3 separate regions of the Homo sapiens genome follow, and regions 2 and 3 are each linked to region 1. The links are chromatin contacts, found by Hi-C in ENCODE. All regions are on one chromosome and are shown on one strand. The core of a region is the stretch at or near the end of the contact, and the rest is flanking DNA. Distances in the headings are between cores, read along the strand shown. Region 1 holds the start of INCENP (inner centromere protein). Region 2 holds the start of SDHAF2 (succinate dehydrogenase complex assembly factor 2). Region 3 holds the start of SYT7 (synaptotagmin 7).

Evidence for each region. Hi-C counts contacts between places; a loop is a spot of excess contacts on that map. Pooled maps may share reads with other maps.
Region 2: a loop to region 1 is called in a map of CD8-positive, alpha-beta T cell, with 8 times the contacts of the local background. The contact joins the promoter of SDHAF2 here to the promoter of INCENP in region 1. A Hi-C loop is called at or near these places in 4 of 168 maps with a recorded cell type or tissue (CD4-positive, alpha-beta T cell, CD8-positive, alpha-beta T cell and naive thymus-derived CD4-positive, alpha-beta T cell), 3 of 37 single-sample maps with no recorded cell type and 13 of 50 pooled maps.
Region 3: a map of CD4-positive, alpha-beta T cell shows a loop between it and region 1 (2.8-fold over the local background). The contact joins the promoter of SYT7 here to the promoter of INCENP in region 1. A Hi-C loop is called at or near these places in 2 of 168 maps with a recorded cell type or tissue (CD4-positive, alpha-beta T cell and CD4-positive, alpha-beta memory T cell) and 8 of 50 pooled maps.

What each region holds. Positions count from the first base shown.
Region 1 is chr11:62,122,403-62,125,479 of GRCh38, reverse strand. INCENP (inner centromere protein) reads right to left here and starts at 1,469. Exons shown (of 19, transcript NM_001040694.2): 1 at 1,317-1,469. LOC124902681 (a long non-coding RNA gene) reads left to right here and starts at 1,769. Exons shown (of 2, transcript XR_007062697.1): 1 at 1,769-1,823. RefSeq lists enhancers at 598-1,179, 1,169-1,238, 1,769-1,858.
Region 2 is chr11:61,428,625-61,431,701 of GRCh38, reverse strand. SDHAF2 (succinate dehydrogenase complex assembly factor 2) reads right to left here and starts at 1,578. Exons shown (of 4, transcript NM_017841.4): 1 at 1,520-1,578. The coding sequence starts at 1,555. It overlaps CPSF7 (cleavage and polyadenylation specific factor 7), which reads left to right and starts at 1,727. Exons shown (of 10, transcript NM_001142565.3): 1 at 1,727-1,788; 2 at 2,412-2,520. The coding sequence starts at 2,467. RefSeq lists enhancers at 1,448-1,507, 1,864-2,512 and silencers at 1,454-1,789, 1,648-1,817, 1,928-2,357.
Region 3 is chr11:61,579,559-61,582,635 of GRCh38, reverse strand. It overlaps SYT7 (synaptotagmin 7), which reads left to right and starts at 1,560. Exons shown (of 13, transcript NM_001365809.2): 1 at 1,560-1,846. The coding sequence starts at 1,816. LOC105369331 (a long non-coding RNA gene) reads left to right here. Exons shown (of 5, transcript XR_950166.3): 4 at 1-40; 5 at 643-1,230. RefSeq lists silencers at 1,110-1,269, 1,280-1,429, 1,450-1,539.

The sequences.
Region 1 (3,077 bases), core at 220-2,719:
CTAACCCTTCTGCACCCAGACCACAGCCCTGGCAAAGCGCAGGACCTCAGGCCAGAAAAGAGAAAACTGTTTAAGGAAGCCAAAGGTTTGCAGAGAAAAGCAACAACTGGCTAACTTTTTAAAAAGTATTTGTTCAAATGGGCAACGTGGATGAGAGCTTCTTTCACAAAGTCCATGAAAGCAATTGGACTTCTTTCACGGGGAGGTTTGCTTCTAGCAGACCTTAGCGCAACGATTTAAAAAGGGTTACCGTAAGTTAAAACAGAGGTGACCCTGAAAAAGAAGGAATCAGTGTACCAAGAATCAGGCTCCTGGAAGAGCAGCAAAAATCTCTTCTTCAACCCATGTAAGCACCTGCACACAGATAAAGAGCACTCAACACCTCACCGAGGAAGACACTCTCCAGTCTTCCTCCTCTCCAACACTTCTTCCACACCATACACCAGACTGAAGGCCCCATCGTCCTCCTCTATGACTCCTGTCCTTTTCAGGGTGCTGTAAGTTGGGCGCCTACCACACCTCTGTGCAGAAAGCGCATAGCAGCTGCTCCCATTTACTGAGTCATACTCCATGCCCGAGTCAGACATCATCTCATTTAATTCTCACCACAACCTTGAGGATACGCATGGGCAGATGAGGAAATTGAGGCAAAGAGAAGTCAAAATCAGCCGGTAAATCAGGGGCATAAATAGAACCGTGCCCTTAACCACGGGCTATACCGCCTTTAAACCGTGCCCTTAACCACTGGCTATACCGCCTTCTAGATATCAACTTCTGAAAGGCAGGTGCCCAGTCTTGGCTCTGGGCAACCCCGCGAGCAACCCATGTTAGCTGAATGAGACTGAACCGCTGACAGCGAACAGGCTTGGGGAGTGACAAGGGGCGGCCCAGCCTCCGGAAATGGTCAGTTTAAAATGCTGCTCAGCTGGGGGCGGGGGCGTTGAGAGAGGGGTTTAACTGCACAGAAATGCCATCTGGCATCATTCCGCCAAACAACCGGGTTGGTTTCGGGCTTCCTGCGCGTCCAAGTCAACACTAATCCTCACAGGCACAAGGTGCCAAGCAGCCGGGAGCGGAGGGAACGGGGCTATGCTCTAGGAAGCTGAGGGCCTAGGTGGAAAGGGTGGGAGGCATCTCGGGCCCGAGAACCAAGGCAGGCGACCTCGCCACTTGGAAGAGGTGACCCTCATATGCCCAGGTAGCCAGGGGCTGGGGTGGGGAGTCACGACCCTGGTCCGGAGTCGACAGGGACGGAGCAGAGGACCGGGGAAAAAATCGCGAACCACCCCCCAATCCCCACGCCCACGCGCACTCACTCGACTGCGCCACGTCCCCTGAAGGCTGCTCCGATCCAAGTCCGGTGGTATCCCTAGGTAAGGCCCCGCTTGCCCAGACCCACTTGGCTCCGGGCCTTCGGGACTCACCGCACGGGAGGAGCAACCAGGCGGCGCAGCGCGGGCGAAAACTATGATTTTCAAAACTGAAGGCTCAGCCAATCCTCGGCAAGTTTGTCCGGGCGGTTGCAAAATTTTAAGCCAATCAAATAACAGGAAGTACCAGTCAGCCCTCCTATTGGCCATATCCACTAGCAATCTGCGGGACTAAGAGGCGGGGAAAGGAAGCGAAAGACTTTAAGCCCCCTCAGCTTCCGGGTGCTGCGGCCGCGGCCGAGAGAGGAAGTAGATCCCCGCCTGGGAGGAGCCCGCAGACCTGGAACTACGAGTCCCGGCGAGCACTGCGAAGGCCACGCGCGGCTTTCTTTCTTCTCCAAGCACGGTGGCAGTCTTCTGATCTCTGCTGCTTTTTTTTCCTCATAAAAACATGTATGTATATACTTACATTGCTGAAAGACCAGCTTTTTAATGTAACAAATTATCTAGGTACAGAAGTCATAGGTTCCTCTTCCCATGAGAAAAACATTCCTCAAAATACAAACCAAACAGCATCCCAGAGGGAGTAAAATTTCATTGTACTGAAACATATACAAATTAAGGCTACCTTGGTATATAAACAATTTAGAAATTATGATGGAATAGTTCCACCAAATCATTTACGTATAGGAATTCATGCCATTTTTTAAAGAATTGGTAGTGGGGCTCAATTCAAACAATATTATGCATCCTTACATTCAACTTAATACACTTAGCAGCTATAAGGAGTGTAACTGTAACCCCACTTCCTGAAATCTCAGGAGTAATGTTAAAAATCCAAACCCATCAAAGGCCAGGGTGTTACGGTATTTGGCTCATGAATCGAAAAGCCTAATCATTTCAATTTAATCTTTACAAGTAGAACAAGATCCAAACATGGGACGTTTTCTTATTTTTCTTTGCTTTTGTGGTTGTAATGCCCTTTTGGTTTTCTGAGCAAGCTGAATACATCTGATAAATACTACCATTGGACAAAGGATCTAAACATTGAGATGTTTTACTAAATCAAGGTTTCAAGTTGGCACAATGTTTTTACTAAGTCATATTTCAATTAGTTCATCTTTCCAATATGGAGGCGGGGGGGGAAAGACAAGGACTAATATGTCCTATAAAGAATCTCTGGCCGGCGAGATCCCGCCACTGCACTCCAGCCTGGGCGACAGAGCGAGACTCCGTCTCAAAAAAAAAAAAAAAAAAAAAAAAGAATCTCTGGCCGGGCGCGGTGGCTCACGCCTGCAATCCTAGCACTTTGGGAGGCCGAGGCGGGTGGATTGCCTGAGCTCAGGAGTTCGAGACCAGCCTGGGCAACACAGTGGAACCCTGTCTCTACTAAAATACAAAAAAAAATTAGCCGGGCGTGGTGGCTTGCACCTGTAATCCCAGCGACTCGGGAGGCTGAGACAGGAGAATCGCTTGAACCCGGGAGGCAGAGGTTGCAGTGGGCCGAGATCGCGCCATTGCACTCCAGCCTGGGCCACAAAAAGCAAAAAACTCCGTCTCAAAAAAAAAATCTCTGCCGCTTTTGAGAAGTAAAAACAAAACGCCTTGTGAATGGCAACGGAGTGTGCGTTTATCTAGAGCCTTCTGTCATCTCTTGGGCGACAGAATCCTTGGTCACCTACCCTGGTACTGGACGTTTCTTGAGAG
Region 2 (3,077 bases), core at 329-2,828, 690 kb after region 1:
AACATAACATAACCTCCCCAACCAAAAGACATGAAGTGGCTGAATATAATGAATTAAAAAAAAGATTCAACTATATGCCGCACAAGAGACATTTTATTAAAATCTGGAAATCAATGGCAAAAGAAAAGGTGGAAAATTCACAAATATGTGGAAATTAAACAACACACTCTTGAACAATCAATGAGTCAAAGAAGACATCAAAAGGAAAATTAGAAAATATCTTGAGACACGCCGGGAATGGTGGATCACACCAGTAATCCCAGCACTTTTTGGAAAGCTGAGGCAGGAGGATCACTTGAGGCCAGGAGTTTGAGACCAGCCTGGGCAACATAGTGAGAACCTGTCTCTACGAAAAAAAGAAAAAAGAAGGGAAACAACAGGCCGGGCGCGGTGGCTCACGCCTGTAATCTCAGCACTTTGGGAGGCCGAGAAGGACGGATCACCTTAAGTCTGGAGTTCGAGACCTGCCTGGCCAACAAGGTGAAACCCCATCTCTACAAAAATACAAAAATTAGCCAGGCATGATGGCGATGCCTGTAATCCCAGCTACCTGGGAGGCTGAGGCGGAAGAATCGCTTGAACCCGGTAGGTGGAGGTTGCAGTGAGCCAAGTTCGTGCCATTGCACTCCAGCCTGGGCGACAAGAGCAAAACTCCGTCTCAAAAAAAAAAAAGGAAAACAACAAAAAACAAACAAAAAGGAAATATCCTGAGACAAACTAAAACCCAACATATACAAAATTATGAGATGCGACAAAAGCTGTACTAAGAAGGAAGTTTATAGTGTAAACGCCTACATCAAAAAAGAATAAAGATCGAGTCCCTGGGTCTGCAGGAAAAAAAAAAAAGAATAAAGATAGGGATGGGGGTAGGAGGGGAAGATAGAGGCAAAGTTAGTTACTTTATAACAGCAGGCTAGGAAAAAAGAATAATAAGTTCCAGTGTTCTATTACATATTAGAGTGACTACAGCTAATAACACTGTACTGTATATGTCAAGATGCTAGAAAAAGATCTTGAAAAGTTATTACCGTAAATAAATGATAAAGATTTGAGGTGATGGACATGCTAACTACGCTGATTTGATTATTCGATGTACACATGTATTAAAACATTATACTGTACCCCCATAAACACGTACAATTATATGTCAATTATAAACAAACAAAAAGCTGAAGATACTATGTGAAACCACGAAAAGCATTAAAGACTAAAGAACGGGGAGAAGGGGAGCCCAGGGAAGTTGGGCTAATCCCGCCTGGGACGTAGGTGAGAGGCGAATTGGGTCTTGGACGATGACTGATCGTTTAAGCAGATATTTCCAGACCGGCACACAGTAGGCTCACCAAAGAATGGAAGCGACCTTTATTTCCTGAGTTGCAGGATCGGCCTCTCCCTGGGCCTGCCCTTGCCCTGCGCTATCGGGCAGACGAACTCTCCCCAAGATAGAGACCACAGAGGAAGACAAAGGGTAATCCCCGCTGCCGCCCGCCCCGGACGCTAGAACGTTCTCTCTCCTCACCAGCGACGAAGTCGAGAACACTGTAGACACCGCCATTTTCCCCACCTGCACCGGAAACCGGCTGCGCGGGCACTTCCGGGAACTCCTAGCCGCCCGGCCAGCCGACCACGGCAGCCACGGAGGAGCTGAGCCGGAAGGTGCGTCCCTGCGCATGCCGGAAGTGGCGGTGCGTGTGACGCCGGCGGCGGGGGGGGCGGGACCTGGGGCGGAGAGCGGTTCGCGCGCTTCGGGCCTAGTCCGGACTCGCCGCCGCCGCCGCCATATTCCCGGTAACGGGGGCGCGCGGTCGGGGGCAGGTTGGGCCGGAAGAGGGGTCCGGGCCGGCACTGAGGCGGGAAGGGGGTCGGTTGAGATGGGACGGCCGGAGTCTGCGGGCGGAGGGAGTCGCGGGCCTTTTGAGGGAGGAGGCAGAGCGCGCCGGGCCGGGTTTGTCGGGAGGGAGCGGGGCGGGCCTAGCTGGGGGCGAAGAGTAGGCCTGGGTTGGGGGCAGAGGCGGCTGGAGCTGCTTGACACCTGGGGGCTCTGGCCGGAGCCGCCTTGGGGGCTAGGCAGGTGCAGCGGATAGGGGCTGCGGGCTTCGCCGCGGTCATTCTTCGCAACGCCGTCCTAGGGCCACTAGGACCCGAGGGTGGGACTTTTCCGTCGCGCCATAGGCAGCTGCGGCGCAGACGCGGCGCTACCCGGGTCGGGCCCGAGGGTGATGGGCAGCGACCCCCGGCGGCCTGGGAGAGCGGTGGGCGGCGCGAGGCCGGGGGCGGGGCGGAGCGGGTGGGGCCGAGCTGGGGCCGCCAGGATGCTGCGTCTCTGGAGATGGGAGGTTAGCAATCATTACCCTCTTCCCAGCCCAGGACCCTCGTGCCTTCTAATTCTTGCATTTTTCCGAATCCCGCAGTGGCATCTTCCTTACTTTGTCCATCCTCCGGACTCGCGATCTTCCTTCCGGAGCCATGTCAGAAGGAGTGGACTTGATTGATATATATGCTGACGAGGAGTTCAACCAGGTGAGGTGTCATCAGGAGCTTTGGGATTTTCCTTGATCATCTGAGGAATCATTTTCAGCAAACTGGCAGTGGTTTCAAGCTGTACCAGTCCTAGGCTTGAACACGCGTCTATCCGGTCTAAAATTTTTCTCCTGCAGAAACTTTAAAGACTACACTCCATTCCTCTTTATGTTAATTTGAAGCTCCAGGCTTAATTTTAAAGGCTTTGATTTAAGAGCAAATAAAAAGCAGGTGTAATAGAATGGTGAATCAACCTGTGGAATTTACTCCCCAGGAAGCCAAAGGTGGGTGTCAGACTAACCACACTTAAAAATCAAAAGTACATTTGCTACGGTATTCATGAGGACAGTGTTGATACCGGTTCCTTTACATTCTCAACCTGCAGCTGGAGAAGTGTAGTCCCCTCCATCGTGACAGTGCAAAAGCAAAGTAGAAAAGATGACTTTAACATTTAGTTTCAACTCCATTCCAATTAAGTTTTACTTCCTTTTATAAGTAGGTTGACTCCAGTCATGAGAAGTCCACAGGCATTTTGGTATAATAAATTGTATTGGTTA
Region 3 (3,077 bases), core at 311-2,810, 540 kb after region 1:
CCCAGGAAATCTGCTCTCCACTGGAACAGTCTTCATGGAGGTTTGCTGGGGGAACTTCCTTATCTTTTTCTCAACCGGAAAAGCTGTAGGTGGAGGTGAATGTGTATGTGTGTATGTGTGTGTGTGGTGGTTGTTGGGGATAGCCTCCATGTGATTTCAAGGGGATGGGGTCTGTTTGTGTGTGTGTCGGGGAGACTTGAGATAGAGGGTTGTTCCTGGCTGCCTTCCACACTGTGGGCAGGTGGAGGTGTGGCTGGGCATGAGTAGTGCAGTATAAAGCCAGCAAAAGTGGATTTCTCAGGGTGGAAATAATAATCCTTGACTCTAGGAAGCCTGGCTCACCTGCAAACTGCATTCTCAGCACAGGGGAGGGCAGGATGCTGCCACAGACCCAGGGATTTTGCCCTCTTACCTGACCCATCAGTGAAGGGTAGGGGCAGCACCTGTATTGTGGGGAGCGTCAGTGTATGTGTCTCTTTGTGTGGGCAGCATGTCTGTGTGGGTGTGTGTGTGGGGGGCATCATGTCTGTGTGTGTGTGTGTGTGTGTGTATGTAGGTGATTACGTGTGTAGGTGTGTGCAGGGAGGTCTCTGTGCCTACCATACCACTAATGGTTCATTTCTGGGTTTTTCTTATCCTTAGGAGACAGGTCTCTTCTCCTCCCTGCCCCAGAATCAAATCATCCAAATTCTGTAGAGAAATGAGTGTTCACCTGATTTAGACTGTGCTGAGCCGGCAGAGAGGCAGAGGGGACCAAGAGAGGTCCAGGGTTGGAAGGAGAAGGAGGGATTTCCTTCCTACCCTCCGAAGTGCTAGGGTCAAGGAATAGAGGGGAGGATCAGAGGAGGAGCTGCTGCTATAGAGGGATAGCCAGAGGCTGAAAAGTCTATTTTCTTCTTTCGTGGGGCTGGGTTAGGTGAGGAGGGTCACTAGGCCAAACCTCCTACCGAGGGCAGGGATCTTAGCCCTTTCGGCTCCACCTGTGTGCGAGCTTGCAGAAAGACCGGACTGGCGGACCCAGGCTCAGCGCTGCCAAAAATTCCACTCCTGGTTTTTGCACACACCAGTCCGTCTGCCCCGGACCGCCGCGGTGTTGAGTCCGGAGCTGACGCCCTCGAGCCGCCAGCAAGCGGAAAACCCGGAGTGGATCTCCACGCCTTTTGGATCGGAGCCAAAGGGCACCTCGGAGGAGGTGGCCGGCTCTGCGGCCCTGCCCGGTGCCAGGCCGCGGCCATCGGGGGAGCACGGGCTGGGGGTGGGTCGCGCAGCGGAGCCGGATCCCCTGGCCGGACGAGCCCGGCCGTGGGGCTCGGCGGCCCTCCCCGCGGGGACTGCGAGGCGGGCGGGGCGCGGGGCGGCGGCCGTGCCCTCGGGGCGGCTTCGGGCGGCGGCGGGCGCGGGTGCAGTGCGGCGCGCGGCCGGCAGCGGGCGCAGGCGGTGGCTGTGGCCGCGGCGTTCGGCGGCTGGCGGGCGGCGCCGGCGGTGCCCCGGGCGCGCTCACACACGCGCTCACACACACACATACACACGGCCTCGTACACACACACACGCTCCGGCGCGCACACGCGGCGCGCAGGCCGGAGGGAGGCGGCTCGGCGCTGTTCGGCGGCGGCGGCAGCGTGCTCCGCGGGCGGGCGGGAGGGCTGGCGGGCGGCCCCCGCTCCCCGGCTCCGCGGCTAGGTGCAGCCCGCTCGGCCCCCGCCCTCGGACCCGCCCCCGGGGGTCGCCCGGCCCCATGCCCAGCGGCGGCGGCGGAGCAGCGCGCGGCCGCGGGCGGCTCTGAGGAGCCCGGAGGGAACCGGCGACGAGGGGACCATGTACCGGGACCCGGAGGCGGCCAGCCCAGGTAAGCGCGGCCCCGGCGGGCTGGGGCGCCCCGCACCGGCGGGCAGGACAGCGGCAGCGCCGGACGCCGTCTCGGAGCCCCAGCCTGGGGCTGTTGTCCGCCCGGAGCCGCACGGGCTCCCCCAGGGGTCATCCCAGCCCCGGGGGCGCGGGATCGAGCGGCAGCGGCTCGGACCCCGGTCCCCCGCAGTCTGGACACTGCCAGGCTGGATGTCTGGGACCGGCTTCGCAGTGTCCCCACAAGGACCTCTCCCCCACCCCTCAACAGCCCAAGGACAACGTGTGTGGCGGAGCGAGGAGCCGCTGCCCCTGTGGGAGCCGGGCAGTGCCCTCAGAGGCACCCGAGGCTCCCCAGCACCGGTGCCCCGGGGGTGCCAGCGCTGGCGGACCCCAGGGCGAGGATCCCGGCAGCTCTTGGCCAAGGTTGCGGGCACAGGGGAGCGGAGTGGCATCGCAGTGCCAACTGTGAATTGAGAGGGTGCCAGGGGGCAAGTGGGAATCTGGTGCGGCAGCTGGGCAGGGAGGTTCTGGGGGGTGGGGAACTGCAGGGGCGTTGATGGGTGAGACGGGGGTGCCTGAAGGGAAAGAGAGCAGGGGCTCATGAGAATGGGGGTGCCAAGAGAATGTTCTCCTAGGTTTGGGGAGGGGGAAGCAAACAACCCCAAACTCTCTCCCGTCCTGGGGTGGGGGAGGGCCGAACTCCTTTGCCTTCTGCTTCGCCCGCCAGGGGAGTGGCCTGGGAGCCCACTGTCTGCTTGGTATCCTCTAAGCCAAAGCCGAAGAATCTTCCCGTCTTCCTCGGAAATTGCTCTGCCATTTCCTCCTTGGCTCCTGATGCCTCCTCACCCAGTGCCCACCTGTAGGCAGGTCCCCTGCAGCTCCTGCCCAGGCTCCATCCCCGCTCCCACCTGGGGTGCTCCACCCAGTCCCAGCACCCCCAGTCTGCCAGTTCTGGCATCAGGGTCTGTTTCTGGGCTTCTCTCTGATGCTAAAAGCACGACTCCCCAGCCCAGGATGTGCTCCCAAACGAAGAGCCTCCAGGCTCCCTCCTGCCAGCCTCCTGGGGGCGGCGGTGCTGTAGGGAAGGAAGGGCTCTAAGACCCTGCACAGAAGGAGCCTGCAGCCCTGAGGCTCCTGAAGGCAGTCCAGTGGGTGCTGGCTTTGCCCACTGTTGCCCTAGCCCCACATTTGCTCTTTCCCCTCTAGGGGCAGCCTCAGCCTGTCCCTGCCTC